Regions from separate parts of the Homo sapiens genome. Here region 1 is linked to region 2. A link is a loop called in an ENCODE intact Hi-C map of the cell type or tissue named here. Cell type or tissue: IMR-90. All regions are shown on one strand. Each heading gives the region's core, and the rest is flanking DNA. Links, peaks and the distances in the headings are about the cores only.

Region 1 (9,360 bases), core at 1,555-6,554, 83 kb after region 2:
ACATACTAGTTTGTCTGTGATGAGGAAGAACATGTTGAAAAAGCCCAGAACATTGAATGAAAGAATGAAACAGCTACTGTAATATAGTTTGGTTCAGAGATTTTTTTCTTTCTTCTTTTCATACAATTACTTATGGCATATGATACTAAGAAAGAGAAAGAAAATTCCAAAGCAGAGTTTTCTGAGCAGAGTCTAGAGAAGCCCCATAGATTTACTCCAGCTGTGCAGTTAATAGGTGATGAAACAGGCTTAAAAAGAGCTTCAGTGACTTGTCTAGTGTCCCATGGTTAGTCAGTGGCTTACTTAATCATGGCTTTGTTTCGTTTTGTCTTTCTTATGATTCAGCTTTGAGCTAAATGCCCCTCCCTTAATGAGGTGGTCCTTGACCATGTTAGCTAAAGAATTAGCTCCTTCCTGGCACCTAGTCACTGTGTCTTGTTATTCTGTTTTATTTTATTCATACCACTTTTCAATTTCTGAAGTTACATTCTGGTTTATGATTCTGTGGTTTGTCTCCTGTAAAGTGCAAGCTCCACAAAGGCAGGGACTTTGGCTCTTGTTCACTATTATATCTAAAATAATGTTTAGGACATATAAGTCCTCAGTGCAAATTTGTGGATTGAATGGACCAGAGCTAAAGAGGAAAGGAACTCTTGTTTCTTAGGTATCTATTATGCTAGTTGCGGTGCTAAGTTGTTTATGTGTGTTACATAAACTAAGAGGTAAGTGATGTGCTTGGAGCCTTGCAGTTAGAAAGTGGAGAAGCCAGAATTGAAAGTCAGGGATATTTTGCTTCAAGTCATGACATCACAAGAAATGATTTTCAGTGTTCAATGCTTCCTGCTCCACCACCCTTTCCATGACCTCTTCCCAGGCATCTAAAGTTCCCAGTACACCAAGTTTGTGTTTGGCATCCCCTGTTGGCTTATATCTGTCTGGGCACTATAGTTTTCAGAGAAACCAACTTGAAGATATTATATTCAACACAGCAAATACTCTATGTTGCTGGTGCTTCTCTGTATAAAATTTACTGAGTAAATTTCTCATAGATATTATAGCTTTATTTCAATTTGATGATGAATCCTATTGAGTTGCACAAATTTGCCATGAAAAGCCTACCAGAGAAAGAAATCCACCCATCTGCTGATGATTGAAACCTGATGCAATCAAAGATGATAGAAAGTTCAGATGACATGGGCCAAAAGTTGAAGAAAGCACGGGGGTATCAACAAGATAGGAAATAACCCTGAAATAGTGTTGATTCTGACCACAGGGTAATCCACAAATTTGAGTTGGGGAAAATGTCAAATTTCTCATCTCTATCAGGACTTTTCACCTTCTTCAGGTTAGGTCATATTGGATATAACAATTTCCATTTTGTCCCAGATTATAGAACTGTCAAACTTTAGTATATACCAGAATCATCTAGATAATTTATTAACAAAGGGGCACAGGGACCTACTTTAATTAAAGAGATTCTGTGCCAAGCACAGAGTGAGGGCTTAATTGATGGTGACCATTAGCATTGTTATTTATTTCACTCTTCCCCAAAGGGCAGGTGTGGGCCTGACCCATTCATTCACAGATTGGCAAGAGAAAGAAAAAATATGCACAAAACTTGGAATTTGAAAACCTGTGTTCAGACATCAGTGCTGCTAATTTCTAGGTATGTGACTTTGGATGAGTCACTTCATGTCTTTGAGCTTCAGTTTACTCGTCTGAAATCATCACAGTCAATAATGTTTATTTAGAAGGCCATTGTAAGAACTGGATAAAGGAATGCAGAAGAAAGAATCCAACAACAAAAGGGCAGGAGGCTGTGGTTTAAAATGTGGACTTTCTCTATTATGATTAAAACACTCATTTACTTCCAAATCCCAGCCCTGCCAGCCATCATTACCTGTGTAATTGTAGGCAAGTAAACCTCGCTAGCCTTGGTTTTCTCATATATGAAAGAGACAAAAACAATACTTTGTCTATATCAACTCTCAAACTTTACATGAACCCTGCTGTTATGAGCTCTATTTTATTGTAAGGGAACTGAGGCACAGAGGAGTTAAGTAACCCAACCCAGATTCACACAGATGCCAATCTGGTTTGTGTCTCCAGGAACTCTGCTTCAGAGTCTCTACACCTTACTAGTGAGCCTGCTGCTCCCACGAGTGCACAAGGCATGTTTAGGAAGGGCCCAGCACACGACAAATGCTCAGTAAATATTTCCCCAAATTTGAATAACTTACTTTCACATTACAAACTTCATCCTTCTATTTCGTTACGCAGTCCACTGCACAGCTCAGACAGTCAGTGTTCAACCCTATTTAGCTATTGCCCGTGAACACAAAAGTGCACTTGGGCTGCATAAAAACTACAGACATGTTTATACAAGAAGGGGAACATTGTGTCACATTTGGTTTTTATTGCTTTCAGCACATTAGGCACATACTATCTGTTTATTAGGTAAAGGTGAAAGGTTACAGATCACCTTAGAATAAAAGTATAGATGAGTTGCTTGAGAAAGGGCTACATAGAAAATTGCTGTTATAAATGTACAGTAACCTAGAGCCTTTCGACTCTTGGAAGCAGCTTATGTGTGTGCTGACAATGACTGACATACTGGAAATGAAACCCGTCTTAACAGTACAGGATGTGGAAGTACACACCAAAATTACTCAAAGAGAGGAAAGGAAGTCAGATGTCAACTAGAGTTAAGGGCAATTATTATTTATTTTGGAGGAGCTTTCCAGTGAGTTGGGGGAACACAACCCAGGCTGAGGGTGTGGGGTCTTATTGAAATCATGAATCAGAACAAATTGGGAGATACATAGTCTGATGATAAGACAGAGTGTGAGGACTCGGGACATATGTTCCTTGCAGCCATAGAATTCATGATGAGGGACTTGCAAAATGGACATTCAAGTTCCTGAGGACAAAGGCTGATCCAAACAAAACGATTCCGTTCAAGTTTGTTGTATTTCTTTTAACTACTTCCCAGTCATTACCCACAATTTGATTTGAAATACTTATAAAAGAAATGTACCCCAGTACAATGCATCATTTATGAAATTATGCATTCCATTTATAGAATTACTATTAATGCAAACTCATAGTTTTACCAACACAATTTAGATATTTCTGCTTCCATATTGCAATGATTGCATTATCCTCCCATGGCCAAGTGGAGTGGTAAGCACATTCGTTTAATAATAAAATAGACAGTAAATAAATCAACACCCTTAATGAATGCTAAATTGAACACAGAATTTATGCCACTATAAGGAAATCTCCACAGAACAATATTCACTTTAATGCTTTCTTTTTCCTCTACTAAAATCCTACAGTGTATCAAAATGAAGAAAGCACCTTCAATGTGAATTATGTAGGAATGGACACGATGACAATTCTGTTTTTCAGAGTAGGGTTACAGAGACACTTCTGCTTGCCCCCGCGAGTGTCGGTGTCAGCCTCACACTCCTCTTGAGTATGGATCTATAGCTATGAAGGAGCATAATTGGCAAGGAAGGGCTTTTCAAAACTAACCCTTCCCAAGCAAAGCCGATTCTGACGACTTTCGCTTTCCCTCTCTTGTTCAGCAGAAGCAACCCCCAGAGGAGTTGTGTTATTGACTAAGCCCCAGTCGGTAAACACCCCTGAACATCATAAAAAAAAAGAGAGAGAGAGAGAGAGAAACACCAACATGAGCCAAAAGACGCCTTTCTAAGGAAAAAAAGCCTGAAGACGTTTATCAATGGAGAGAGGGCTGTTTACTTACATTGCTCACAAGACCTTCCAACAGCTGGAGTCTTTGAACTCTAGTGTGCGCAGATGTGGAGCTTTTGCTCAAAATCCCCTTCCCTTTGGCAGCGAGGATTATTCATAATTCTTTGGGGCTTCAGATTGATAAGTAATTTCCTGATTCGCTTTCAAAAGCGTTCTCCCAGGCTTTGAGCGGTGGCAGAGAGAGGGAGCGGGCAAGGACCCCGGCGTGCAATGACGCTGTGGCCTACACAGATCTCCTGATTGTTTGATCGAGCCCGAAAGAAGACGTCGACATTACAAACAAAAATAAATATCCTTCTTTATCTGTTGGCTCGCTCCCCAAATCATATTTGGGAAATAGCACAGTGAGTCTGGACAATATTTTTTCTAAAAGTGTGATATTAGCTGAACACCTTCTCATTGTTGTGCTGGGAGAGATCAGGGCACCTCTGACTGGTCTTCAAAGACCAGCAGTTGCAATTTCTTTCTTATCAGCTACTTTACAGGATGTTCTTAGAGACCAAGCAGCCCAGCCCCTTCGGTTGACAGTAGAAAGAAACGATGCCCAGGGCTTACAAGACTTGACCAGCATCACACAGCTAGTTAGTGGAAGGACAGGAACCTAAGAGCCGACTGTCAAGCCAGTGCTGTGTCCACTGTAGGGAGGTGGAGGCAGATGCAAGGGCTGGAGATCTGACTCTCGATCTTTTAAGATACCTATCACTGGACATGGCCCTTAATGTTTCTGAGTCTTGATTTTCACAGCTGCAGAATGAAAATCGTAATAGTAACCCTTGCTTGGTCATACAATGTGGTAATCTCTCTGAAAGCATTTTGTCCAGGATGAAAGCAATTGTATCCTAAGATGAAATTTTGTCGTCACAGCCCCATTTACATGCTTCTCTTCTCCTTTCCATTCTCATTTTCCATTCGGTGTTATTTTCTGACTGAAAGAAACCATTGAGTGACTTTTGGATGGAGAAGGAGGAGTATAGTGGCCAGGAAATGAGATAGAATATGGAGAAAATTTTACCTTGGAAATCCAGGTCAAGATTAGATGAAAGGGTATACAGCATATACAGCATATCTTAACATGTGCCTCAGAAAGAACACTAGATCTAGAAATAGAAAATCAAGGCTTGGCCACTGCCTGGAACACTTAACAGCCAAGGGAGCCCTGTGGAGTCATTTAAACGTTCCAAAACACAGTTGACTCACTGGGTATGTGATCCCTGTCCCATTGCACTTACCTCATTTTGTTGTGGTTAGAATCAAATGAGGTGTTTATCAAGATAGTGCTTTGCAATGTTTTAGGCTTTGAAACTATAAAGTAGTTGCCATGGTTTGAATATACGTGTTTCCCCACAAATTCATACGTTGGAACCTAAGATCCAATGTGATAATATTAAGAGGTGGAGCATTTAGGAGGTCATTAGGTCACAATGGCAGGGCTCTCGTGAATGGGATTCATGACCTTGTACAAGGGCTGGAAGGAGATAGCTAAGCCCTTTTTGCCCTCTACCCTTCTGTCATGTGTGGACATAGCATTTGTCCCTCTGGAGGACTTAGCAACAAGGTGCCATCTTGGAAGCAGAGACAGAGCCCTCACCAGGCCTTAAACCTGTTGGCACCTTGATCTTGGATATCCCAGCCTCTAGAACTGTCAGAAATAAATTTCTGTTGTTTATAAATTACTTAGTCTGTGGTATTTTGTTATAGCAGTACTAATGGGCTGAGACAGTGGTATTTTCCAGCGGGATGTGCAACTACCATTGCCCATTTCATCTGTGTCATTGGCTGACACCACTAGGTGCCAGGGCTCCTGGGTTCTGCCTTGACTTTTTTTCCCCCTTTTCCTTTTAGGAGTGTATTTCATCTTTTTTCCCTTGTTATCCACCTCTTGGTACTTGTCTCCCATGCTTGCTGCTATTGGTTTTCTTTCTTAGGACTCAAATTGTCCTTCCATTTTTCATGTAATGTTAAGAATGAAGAACAAAGAGAAAATATTTTGTTCAGTCACACAGAAAGGCATCCACGGTATCTTGACACAAATGGGAATGTCTTTATTTTTGAAGTAGCCATGAACAAAGATCAAATGAATCAAGATCAGCGCCCCCTTGAAAATGATCAAGTCACAAGTCCAACTCATATTTTATGGTTCCATTCACTATCTTACCCTTTTATTAATTTATTATTTGAATGTTATTTAAGATTTGCACTCTATCATCTGTAAGAAGAATTTTCTAGTAGAGTCTTGCTTGGGCTGCCATAACAAAATACCATAGACTGGGTGGCATAAACAACAGAAATGTATTTTCTCACAGTTCTGGAGTCTGGAAGTCTGAGATCTGGGTGCCAGCGTGGTTGGATTCTGGTGAGGCTTCTCTTCTTGACTTGCAGATGGCTGCCTCCCTTCTGTGTCCTCATATGGTGGGCAGAGGGAGATCTTTCTCTTCCTTTTCTTAAGAGACCATAGTCCTATTGGATTATGGACCCATCCTATGACCTCATTTAAGTTGGATTAGCTATGAACGCCTCTATCTCCTGATAAAGCCGTAATAGGGGTTAAAGCTTCAACACATGAATTTTGGGGTGACACAATTCAGTCCATAGCAAGCCTGCGGGAAGTAAAAGAAGGGAACGAATACTTATTGAGCCTTTTTTTTTCCCTCACTGAATTGTCAAAACAACATTGATATCTTGGTAGTGACTTTTCTAAGGTCACAAAGCTAGTAAGCAGCAGTGACCAAATGTAAACCATGACGACAAGAACCCTGCTCCCCTCATGACACATTCTGCCTCCACCTCCTCTTTTCTCCGAGATTCTGAGCTGTGACCCTTTCCTTTCCTTTCCTACTCTTTCCTATTGAGTTGCCTGGAGGCAAGACATTGTTACCCAGAGCACCATGAGAAGGAAGCCATGGGGATTCCCTCCATGTGCCCACTGAGCTTAGATTGACAGCTGTAGAGAGTTTGCCTGGAATGTTCTCTTCCTGCATCCCTCCCAGCCCCCTTCATGTTAATAAGTCCCTTCATTAGTTCAAACTGAACTCACATGCTTCTTCCCCGGGATGTTTTCTTTAATCTGACCCTCCGCACCCTTGCTCTTCCTCGCTATATTCTCTTATACTGTCCTACACTTCCCCTTTATAATTTTTTCTCCTTTCATAGGATGTCATAAGTGTCATTTTATTATTGTAGTGGTTATAGCAATAGGTATATATTTCTAAGATAATTTGCATAATGGTTGTCTCCCTCACCAGTCTGTAAGCTCCCTGAAGCCAGGGATGCTTTGCTCACTAAGATATGTCCAGCCATTAGGACACTAACATGAAAAGCTACAGAGGAGCAAGGGAGGATTAGACAGGGGCAAGCCGGGGAAAATAAATAGTAGAAGAAAGGCCCTTCAAAATTCTTCTGCAGCAGTATGACTAGCAAGCATACGCCCAAGAACAGTCTAATGAGGCCCCTTTATTAAGCCCTCTGTGTACCACCAAATGCATTCTTCCCCTGTCGATTTTGCTAGGTTTGGCTAATCAAGAATGAGGTTGTTAATGTGGAGAGAGGCAGCTTGAGGAGCGGATCTTGGGTCGCATCTGCTGTCTGCTGGTCAATGCCTGGGTTCCTGCAAGGGCAGCACAGCCTGGCCCTCTGCAGGATGGAGCTGCCTGTTCATACCCCAACAGCCTCAGTCTCTTCCTAGAAAGAGCTGACGGGACAGGGCGTGAAGATGTGTAGGAACTAGGAGGAATTCCTACCAGGGAAAGACATTTTCAGTTGAAGGAACCACATGTGCAAAGAAACGGAATGACAGCATGTTGTGTTTAGGGAACCTCAAGAAGCCTAGTTTTGTTGGTGAGTTACAATAGGAAATGTGATAGTAGAAATGAAAGTATCAGATAAATCTTAAGTGTTTCCATTATTATCTATTTCTCAAAATTGTTTGGAGGGCCAATGAGAGAGTACATGTGGAATTGCTTTATAAACTGGAAAAAAATCCTACGAAAATATTTTTATTACAAATTCTTTTGGATGAAGATAACTAGAATATTAGGCTAAGAAACCATGCTGGGAAATGGAACTATTTATAAATTTCTTTTATTTATAAACCTAAAGTTTTGATTAATTTCCTTCTTATAATCTCCTTTCAAAGGCTAGAATGTAAGTTTATAGTATCTGTTGAATATGAGTGAGTTGGGATGTATGTTTTCAACTCAGCACCATCCCTGGCCCTTTCCACTCTCTCTCTCTCTGAGGGAACAGAGACTGGAAGCCTGGAACTACATTTCCCAGAATCACTTGTAGGCAGAGTTCCTAATTACAGCCAGCCAAGGAGGGCACACACAGGGTTGTGAAAGATACAAAATAATTAGAGAACATTATTCTTTGGTGTCAGTTACAGAGTGGAAACAGCCAGCTGATGTATGGTTTGCAGGAACTTCTGGGTGAGATCCTAGAATCTCACACTTTCCTATGGCTTCCCAGCAAGCTTGTTCTTCTCAGTTTATAGCCAAACAGAATGCTTTTTTTCGCCAGTTGTTGGTCCCATGAACCCCTTTTAAACAATTATTTTTTATTTAGAAATATTTATAGACTCATAAGAGGTTACAAAAAAATTTACAAAAATACCCTAGCCTCTTCAAATGGTGACATCTTATATCACTATAATAATCATAGAATTAAAAAAAATCGACATGAGTACAATAGTATTAGGCAGACTACAGACCTTCTTCAGTTTTTACCAGTTTTTATGTAGATTTACTTGTGTGTTGCATAGTTCAGTATAGTTGAATACAATATGATCTCATGTATAGATTCTTTACAGTTCTTTAAATGGCTCTTTAAGACTTTAATTTCTTGTCTTAAATCTCTACCTGATGCTATTTTCTTAACTGAATGCTGACTGAGGTGGTTAATACTTTCTTGGTGTTATCTCACATTTGAAGTCTTGCAGTCAAATTATGGTGCTTACCTTCCATTATCTTCATTAATGTATTCAACTGAAATATCACTGACTGATACAACTTCACAGGCCTTCTTTCCCATTGTTTTCATCACAGGATTACAAAGGCATTCCCAGTGTATCATTACATTATATGTAAGTTACCACAAAAGATTTTTAGCTATTCGTTGGGCTGTTAATTGCTCAGTTTTCAAAGTCATTCTTACTGTAGTAGATTAAAAATGCAAAACTTTTTAAATCATTCTTAAATAATGGTAAAATAATTTATATATGATAAGGCAGGAAACAAACAATAACAGATGTAGCTGATGGATAGGAGGAGGCTAAGCTATCATTCTTGAAGATAATAAAACTATACACCTAAACAATGCAGCAAATTTAACAAGGGCCATTAGAAATAATATATGTTTAACAGAGTTTATAGATACAAAAATACATACATGAAAGTAGCCTTCCTATATATCAAAATAATCAGAAAACAGAATGTTTAAAAACCCTCTAAAATCTAAAGTGATGCTGGTTTCCCTGCAGAGGAAGGAGAGACTTGCCTCTCCCTAATTCTGGGCTGTTTTCTCACTTGAGCCTTAATCAGCACAACTTGTGTGCAGAGACTCTCAAAATTTTGCTAAAATATTTTGTTT
Region 2 (9,360 bases), core at 2,085-7,084:
GGAGACTAGGATACTGTACAACACTAAAAATTATAGAGCCCGATATGAGACTACTATGCTATATTCTCTTTGGGGTAAAGCTGCAGTGGTGCATTATTTAGGTCAATAAATGGCTAAAATATGCCTTTCACACTTGTACATGTGAAACACAATCGTAGCTTTAGGTGAATGTGTCATTTTTACTGGTTCTTTGAATTTTATACTACTTTTGATTGTAGCTGATTCATTCTCTCTGAAAGAAAAATTTATCACAAGGGAAAACCTGACTAAAATAAGGTTCAAGTTGGACACTGAAGAATGACTTTTGAATCATAAATTTTATAAAACCATGCCTTTCAATTTGGATTTATCTTTTCCAGTTTACTGAATTACATACCTCTCTCCCTCAAACATAACTTGAACTCCAGCAAATTAGAACCTCTTGGGTTTATAGTAAATAGAGAGAAACACTTATTGACTCAGATACATTGACTGTGTAGCCCATTTTTATTTTATAGATACTAAAGCATTTAATTTTCTTCCTCTAGTGCTATGATTTTCAATCTGTTTTGAATTGCACACTTTCTTCTTATTTGCTGCATTTCACAACATTCTCACTTTCTAAGAGAGCTGTTGGAGCTATAGAGAATAAAATGCTGTAAGACTCATTTTATTTAGAGAGTCATGTCATAATTTGAATTAACTAGAGATGCTCTTACATATCAGAGAAAACTGCTGCTCCAGTATAAGTAGTGAATTTTTGTTATTTTTGTTGAAAAGGATATTTTTCTATAATTTTTATATTCTTTTCTCTCCAGCTACTTCCCTTAAATGCATCTCACTGGCAGGACCTGCTTCACCAGCTTAGTGTACAAATATCATCAGAACTCTTTCATTTTCTGTGTAGTTGCTTGAAAATATTCTTGCCCTTTTTAGCAGGGCATGTAATGTCTCCGTCTTGAAGCTTCATTGCTCTCTAGAATTGCTCATAAATCTTGAGGGGCTCACTTGATTCAAAGGGTAACCCTTTGTGCAAATGCCAATGGAGAGAGAAGTAGCTAGTCAATTACTGCTGGAAATGGTTCCCAAGAAGTCTAAGCAATTTTGCTCTCAGCTACATTGATGTTTCTGTTAGTCATACCAGCTGCCTCACATTAGAGATTCCAGGTTTACCCTCTTTCAGGTTATACTAGTGCTTTTCAACCAATTTTGACCCTCTTGGACATTTGGCAAAGTTTGGGGATATTTTTGGTTGTCACAACTTGGTGGGGGGAAGGGAGTGCTACTGGCATCTCATGGGTAGAAGCCAGGAATACTGCTAAACATCCTACATTGCATAGAACTGTCCCCGCACTGCCATTCCAACATAAAAAAATTATCTGTCCACGTATGTCAAGGATGCTGAGGTTGAGAAACCCTGTTTTTTCCAATATGATTTACACCCATATGATCTGCTACTGCTTCCAGAATTTAGCAGGTTTTAAGACCTCAATCCCAGGTTACATTTAAACCAGGAATGGACCCTCCTGGAGCCCAACATCCTCTGAGTTCTAGTTTGAACCATAGTCACCAATCCACAGCCCACAAACTCCCTTTCCTCATGTTGCATTCCCCTCCATAGAGGCAAGTATCCTTTTTGGCTGATCAATCTCAGTTTTAACCAACCAAGTTTATCACTGAGTTTTTAATGCTATTGAAATTCAGCAGAAAAGAAATTAGTATCAAAATTTCTTTTTCCTCTAGGAGGTTTCTTGGCTCCCTTTGCAGATTTATTCAATGTATGTCAAAGAGCACAAGGGGCATTTTGAAAATTGGGGAGCATCAGTCATGCCACAGAAAATGATGTTATATTCCCATTTTCCAGGGCAGTGGGTGTCCACTTGCCTTACATTTGCATAATCAAGATGAGTTGCTCACAGGACTCTCCATTTGAAACAAGATCTTACCCAAGGAGACTTACTGAGCTTACTAGAGAGAGGATTAGCTGATAATACCCTCCTGATTAAAAAGTAGGTTTTGCTTTCCTACACAGCCTGATCCATCTTTCATTTTTTCATGCCCTGTGATGCCACAAATTGTACTGTATTTCCTTCCAATGCAGCAATTGCTAAAGATACTTGGGAAAAAGGCAGTTTGCTAGACTCAATATAAGAATGACCTCTCTGCTATTCCAGCTCAAGAATTTTCAACTCTTTGCTGTTTGTAGCCACAGCTCCTGGTACAGACAACTTTGCTTTACCCTCTGATGCAGAAGCTTGGGGACCTGTAGGGGTTTGGGTGCTTATATTGGTACAGAGCATAGATTGGTAAAAAAAAAAAAAAAAAAAAAAAAAGTACCCAGGAGCATCTATACTTGTTTCCTGAATTCTGCTAAATTGAGAAGCTATGTTTCCAACATCCTTAGATGGACTAGGGTATAAATAGAATTTTCATGGACTTGCCTCTGATCTCAGTCACTGTTGATGTTTTTGGAAATGCATGGCAGATTCCAAAGAACTGACTAGCAAACAGATTTCTAGAGTAAAATCCATCCATAAATTGGTAGCTGCTTGTGTTCTCACTATTTGAGAGATGGAATTTGGAGCAGAGGACAAAGGGTTGCCTGCTACTATGCATCATTCTGCTCTCTGGGGCTTGGACTCTGAGGGGCTTTGCCATACTAGAGGATTTTCCTGTCAGGGAAATATGGACACTGCCATGTACTGTCCAACTAGGGCCAAACAGAAAAACAGTAGCACTGCAAGGACCCAGCCAACTTCATGACGGTGGACTAGATTTTGTGGATCACAAGTGCCATCATATCTAGTTGCCAGCTTTTAGTAATTCTCTGTGTTATAATTTTCGCCTCTTATCTCTGACACATCTGTAAAATCTTATAATTGTTCCCTTAGAGACTCATCTATGCTGTGGGGGAATTACAGAAAGAATTTATATCCATGCTCGAGATGAGAGGGTAAAGTAAAGAAGAGTAATTTCAGTAGCAAGAATGATGGTATCAGTGGAGATTGCTAAAATTCTCAAAAGGCAAGTAAATTTTAGGAACAATGATTGGGGATCAGTGTTGAGCGTAAGTTTGCCCCTTCCTATATGGAGATTTTCTCTCCTCACTGCCAGCCTGGGTTATTTTTCCAAGGGATCCTGAGAATCACTCACGCTTTCTCCATGATACTAATGTATGCTTGAGACCTTCAAGACTCCCTCCTAATTCAAGTCTCTGCTAACACCAGAAAAGGATCCATCATCATTAACAAGCCTGCCTTCTTTCTTTATCCTTCTAGTGCTTACCACTAGCATAGCTGTTGACACATCATTTTGTCTTTCCTGCTGGGTTTCCATTGCTCAGGGAAGCTCCTGGTGCATAGCAGACACTCAGTAAATATGTTGAGTGATTGAAGGAACAAACCAACACACAAAGCAAAGCCTTCACTGAGTCCTTATATAAGGAGAAGAACTTATGACTGAGAATCTAAAAAACATATGACTGAGATCTAAAAAACACAAACTGATGACTGAGAGTCTAAAAAACACAACCTACTTTCGAATCAGCTGTGTGGATTCAAAGAGCCAGAAATGCTGCATCTGTTAAATTTGGAAAGTCGTCACTAGTAGGAGGGGGTTCCATGGGCCAGTGAAGAGGTCTTTTAGGAGTAGTAGCATTTAGTGTGAAACTGAACTGCTGGCCTCAAATCTTAAATCTGCCATTTGCTAGTTGGGTAGCAAGACAGGTAGCTTTTGGTTTTAGTTGGTGTTTAATTTCAAATTAAAATTTATCTTTCCATCAATTTATTCATCCATCTGACATTTATTTAGTGCCTGCCACATGGCAGATGTGGTGCAAAGTACTAGAGATTCAAAGATGATTAAGAAAAAATCCTCACCCTCTAGCTGTTTACCATCCAGTGAGGTTGAAACCTCTTGATATGGTTTGGTTGTGTCCCCACCCAAATTTAATCTTGAATTGTAGCTCCTATAATTCTCATGTGTTGTGGGAGGGACCCAGTGGGAGATAATTGAATTATGGGAGTGGTTTCCCCCATACTGTTCTTGTGGTAGTGAATAAGTCTCACGAGATCTGATGGTTTTATAAGGGGAGACCCCCTTCACTTGGATCTCATTCTCTCTTTTGTCTACTGCCATGTAAGATGTGCCTTTTGCCTTCTGCCATGATTGTTAGGCCTCCCCAGTCAGGTAGAACTGTGAGTCCATTAAACCTTTTTTTCTTTATAAATTACCTAGTCTTGGGTATGTCTTTATCAGCAGCGTGAAAACGGACCTCTAGTCACACTTATCCCATCAAGCTTTGCAGGAAACCACAGAGGGATTATCTGATAACGAAATGTCATTTTTACTCTAATTGTTTATGAATTACAGTGTATATGACTAAGTAGCTTTAATAAATGTATACTAGGCAATGGGAGGAGATCCACATGGAAGACAGAAGACCTTGACTCTAGTCCCATCTTAGCGACCACTGACAAGGCCCTCATCGTTTATGGATCTCTGTTTCCTCTTCTGGAATATGAGGTGGGCAGAGAAAGTTGATTTCTAAAGTTTCTCCTAGCCCGCACTTGGATTTTACATAATCTCTGGAAATGGTCTCTAATAGAGTAGTTATTGTTGCTGGCCACTAGAGGTCAGTACCTTAAAAAGTAAACTGGATTCTCCTGCCATCAAAGTATGCCTTGAAGCAAAAGCAAAATTACTGTTTTCTTATCTTGGTTAGGAAGAAACATTCCCAAAGAAACAGTTTTCTCCTTGACATATTAGAGCTTGTAAGATGACATTTCCAAACTCTGGCTGAGCATTCACTGCAGAGTTCACTAACAATCTTAGTGTGAGAGATGAAGGAGCAGAAGGTCTGGCCCTAGCTAGTGAAGAACGTATGGTTTCTGCACAGACCTGAATGCATTGATAGCTGTGTAACAGGAGGAAAGAGGAACTGAAAATGACTCTTCTGTAGAGCAAGCCCCTCACTGTATCCAGTGGTGCACTTGCCCCTATCTGGTCACTGAGAATTAAAAGGTAAATATGTTTTTAGATCAGCTCTTTTCTCATAGATGTGGTAGGGAAGGCACAATTTTTGTTCCTTTCCCTGAGTTCCTGCTGCTCTGAAAGATAGGAACTTCCACTCTCTTAATAATTAGTGGCTTACCTCTCCATGGCTCCTTCTGGTGGAGGGAGGAGGAGGGATTTCTCTGATTGGTGAGATGGCAAGAGTCTGGTACCCCCTGGGCTCTGTGTTGGGAGTGGGCTGTGTGTAAAAAGTCACTTGCACATGTGGCCTCTCTTGGGTTCTATGAGCTTGATTTGAGGGGAGGGAGACCTCTGTTCTCTTTGAGGCTGAATGGAAAAGTTTCTGTTGTGGGATGCTAATCAGGTCTAGACCTGGAGGCAACTACTGGGAAGTTTGTTTCAACCTCATATCCAAGTTGCTCTCTCTGATTTGGTGCTACCAGTAGGAAGACAAGTATTTTGGTACATATGTGGCTTCTGTGTGCATTTCTCAATTGGCTTGGCACCCTCAGGGGTGAGGAGTGGGATTAAATGGAAGCCCTTCTCAAATCCTATCAGTGGAGGTGGATTAATATAGTCCCCTCACAATTCTAATGACTGCAGGCTTGCTTGTGATGTTGTTGGTGTAGGGTTTAGGTAAGAGTGGGGCTCAGGGTTGTCCTTGGGGATACAGGACCAGGGAAAGGAGACAGATACAGCCCTCAACAACTTATGCAGCTGAAACCAAACTGAAATGAATATAAGGGGCAAATAGTAGAAAAAAATCATTAAAATTCAACTTGAGGAGTGTGTAGGAGAGAGATGTTTTGTTCTGCTTTGCCTAAGTCATGGTAGTTGTGCAAAAAGTGTTGGTCTTAAAACTCAGGCTTCTTTTGGTACAAGGTGGTTCTGTGTCCCCCAGCTGCTCCCCTTTACCCTCTCCCATCCCGTTACCTCTTTATTCACAAGAGAAGAAAAACAAATAGAAAAGATCTCCAACAATTGTCCAAATAATTCATTCATTTATATAGACATTTCTTCATTCATTCATTCATTCATTCATTCATTCATCCTACCAATATTTACTGAGCTTTGATTATGCACCAGGCAGTTTCAGGTACAGGGAACTAAGCAGACAATACCCCCTTCTCTTGTGGGGCCAACATTTATTTGAGGGTTGACCAAGTACGGTGGCAGATGAAGTCATTGCCTCTTCCATATCCCTTGCATTAACCAATTCAGGGTGCTTTGATAGATTTTTAACTGTCTTATCTCCATCTCTGTGCCTGAAGCCTTTTTTCAGAACCCTGCAAAGTCACTTTACCTGAGCACCAAAGGCACTCTCAAAGTGCTGGAAAAATATTGATCCTGAGAGCGGTCCTCAGCCAATGACTCTTGGGAGTTGGTCTTTAAACACTCCGGCTTCCTCCCTTTTTGGGTGAGCTGATTCGGTGTGTGTTATCCTGTTCTCCTGGGCAGCTCCTTGGGATGAGCTTCAATCAACCACAATGGCAGTTAGCTTACAGACACAGTTATTGTTGCTCTGTTGCTTCCTCACTACCCTATTGGTGTTTCCTGCAACTCCCAAATAACCACTTATACTCAAGTCCTTGTCTCAGAGTCTGCTTTTGGGGGAAATCTGCTAAAATTGTCATTTTTTACATATATTACCACATTTTGTTCTTGCAAAGACCCTGTGAAATTATGAACTGAACATCGCAGTGCCTACCTGATGACACACTTTTGGAAAAAAAACAAAACAAAACTGCCTACATCTCGTGCTGATGGGCTTTGAGCAGGCAACTGTGCTTTATACCAGTATTCACAGTCCTAGCTGATGGGACCGAAGGAGGGTGTGGATCAGCTGCAGCCAATCCCCAGGCTGGCTCTTTGATAAACAGGGGCCTGCCAAACATGAGATCCTCACTCTGGGGATTTGAACTGAGACATGAAGAAAGAGTCAGCAGGGATTGAGCAATTGGAGCTAAAGCAAAGAACATGTCATGAACTAGAGCTGGGCTGGGAGATGCCAGCAGAGATTGAAATGATGAGAAATCAGAATCCATGCTGTAGAAAAGGCAGATAACAGGGTGAGGAAACCTGTGAGTGGTATGAGAAGCCCATGGATGCAAAAGAAGCAGAGACGTGAAGCAGAGTGGAGTCAAGTTCTTCACTGAGGGCCAGTGTCAGGATCTACCCTGGCCTCCACCAAGGCCCTGGAGGGCTGTTGGAGCCACTCAGCTGGAAGTAATGGCCTATAAGGCCTGGTCCAAGCAGAACTCCAGCACCCATTACTCCTGCTCTGATTTTGTAAAATAGCGATTTCAGAAGGCAGTTGCCAAGTTTTGCTTTTAATTGGGAGTGCAAAACTAGGTATAGCCTTGCCTATTGAATTAGAATACAAGAGTTTCCAAACTTTCGTTAGAACTGGAAGGGTAACCAAAGGCTCCTTTAATTCAGGGAAGGCAAGTTGATTTCATCTCAAGGGTACATGCTTGTTGATGGATGGACCTGGAGACTTTGTTGAGAATTCTGAGGCTGCCCTGGGGCACAGTGGGAAGAAATGCTTCTATCTATTACCAATGTCTGCCATGAGTTTGGAGAAAGACAGCACTTACTTTCCACCACCAATCCAGTGTGGAATCAGAGGCTTAAAGGATTTAGGTGATTTGTCTAAAAGTCACACAAAGCTGATTATTGGAATTCCTGGGGCTAGATCTTGTCTTCTGACTTTCCACCCAAAAGATTCTCTAATGGCTTTCTCATCCAGCTAACTTTGGCCCTTTAAAACTGTTTTAGGAAGCTAAGAATCCCTTCTCAAAAGAACAATTACTTCTTGTTATATGAGAAATTATATGCACGGCCTTCCAAAAAGTTAGTTGGACTCATATTTATGTTTTTGTAGGTGAATTTTTGTTCATAATTTAGAGTTGCCAAATTTAGCAAAAAGGAATACAGGACACCCAGTTAAATATTTGAGACAGTTTTCTACTAAATGATTGTTATGTGAAATTTATATTTGAATCTTCTGAATTTTATCTGGCAACCCTAAAAGGGAATCAGGTGGGCAACTCCTTGTGTGGACACACCTTGATATATTGATGGATATATGGCTTCTGGGCCCTGACCATCTCACATACTAACCTTCTAGTTATTATTTGTCAATATTCTGACCAACTGGGACATCTCAGGAGGCTGTGCTTTAATTTTAGTTCTACATGTAGTAAGACCTGGATGTTTTCTGTAGAAAATCCTTGCAACTCTCTTTGTTGTTCTGGAGTAATAATAATAGTAAGACCTGAGTGTTTTCTGTTTCAGTAACAATGGGGATGCTCAGTGGTGCCAAATTTATCTGAAACTGTGGTTGGAATAGATCACTGAGACTTTGTTTTTTCTTGTTTATTTCCACCAAGGCAGCATCTCACAATCTTGTAAAAGATAGTACTTTTGTAATGAAAGAGCATCTATGCAACCCCTTAGAGTTTATGATTTTTCTCCTTTTAGTGCTAGCAGATCATTTTTTGGAACCCTAACTATATTGGGCAAGTCTTTACTTCGGTAAGTTCTGCCACCTCCATGATGGCACTGGAGTGAAGCCATGAATTCAGTCTTCTTCATATAGCTGCTCATAAATGCCTTTGCCATCTGACAAATGCATTGGTTCTGAATGACTTCATACTGTTGTAATCCATTGGGTTCATAGTTCTGGACTAAGAAAAACTCAATAAAATGATGTAAACTCAAGACTAATTTCCCTCCCTGTTCTAGTTAGGAAGAAACAATTTAAAAACATATAAACTAGTATTACTTGGTGGTAATCTTGCTTTAAAAAATCCTCTGGAATAGACATCCAGGTACGCCACCAGGAAACTTTAAGAATGATATCGTGTTTTACACTTCAACTCCTAAGAGTTTTATTTCTCTCTCCTTAGACATTTTCTCTGCAATTTTTGGAAACAAAATAATATGCAACTAGCCTAAGAGCATACATAAAATATTTTATGTAAAATGAGTACAATGTTTATTGTAAAAATTAAAAATAAAGGTCAAAAGAGTAGAGATTTAAAATTCCCCATTAATATTTTAATTTAGACTTTTTCTATGCATATGGGCAAACAGACTTTAAAAATGAAATGAGTACTGAAAATATTCCTCAGTCATCTACTTTGTTTAGTTAATATTTTGTGAATATCTTATGGTGCCAATACATTTCCATCCTCTTTTTTTTAAAGACAGGGTTTCCCTATGTTGCCCAGACTGGCCTCAACTCCTGAGCTCAAGCAGTCCTCCCCAGCAGCTGGAACTACAGGTGCAAGCTCTTGTGCCTGGTGGGGCATCCTCATCATTTTTTATGACTCTGTTTCATTGGATGAGTGTATCACAGCTCAT

The links. Peaks named below come from ENCODE experiments on the same cell type or tissue, not always from the same donor. Only the 100,000 strongest peaks of a DNase experiment are listed, where the experiment ranks them.
Region 1: a loop joins it to region 2, with 5 times the contacts of the local background. A loop is called at or near these places in 2 of 110 quality-filtered maps.

What each region holds. Positions count from the first base shown.
Region 1 is chr4:15,369,179-15,378,538 of GRCh38, reverse strand. All of the region lies in intron 1 of C1QTNF7-AS1 (C1QTNF7 antisense RNA 1), which reads left to right. It also overlaps a transcript of C1QTNF7 not described here. Among named protein-coding and RNA genes, the nearest start is that of C1QTNF7-AS1, 54 kb to the left of the region's middle. In IMR-90, for the core only: no CTCF peak of the experiment used is centred there; no DNase peak of the experiment used is centred there; H3K4me3 peaks cover 677 bases; H3K27ac peaks cover 675 bases.
Region 2 is chr4:15,453,009-15,462,368 of GRCh38, reverse strand. No RefSeq gene overlaps it. Among named protein-coding and RNA genes, the nearest start is that of CC2D2A, 12 kb to the left of the region's middle. In IMR-90, for the core only: a CTCF peak has its summit at 4,613 (motif pointing right); a DNase peak (open chromatin) is centred at 4,648; H3K27ac peaks cover 527 bases.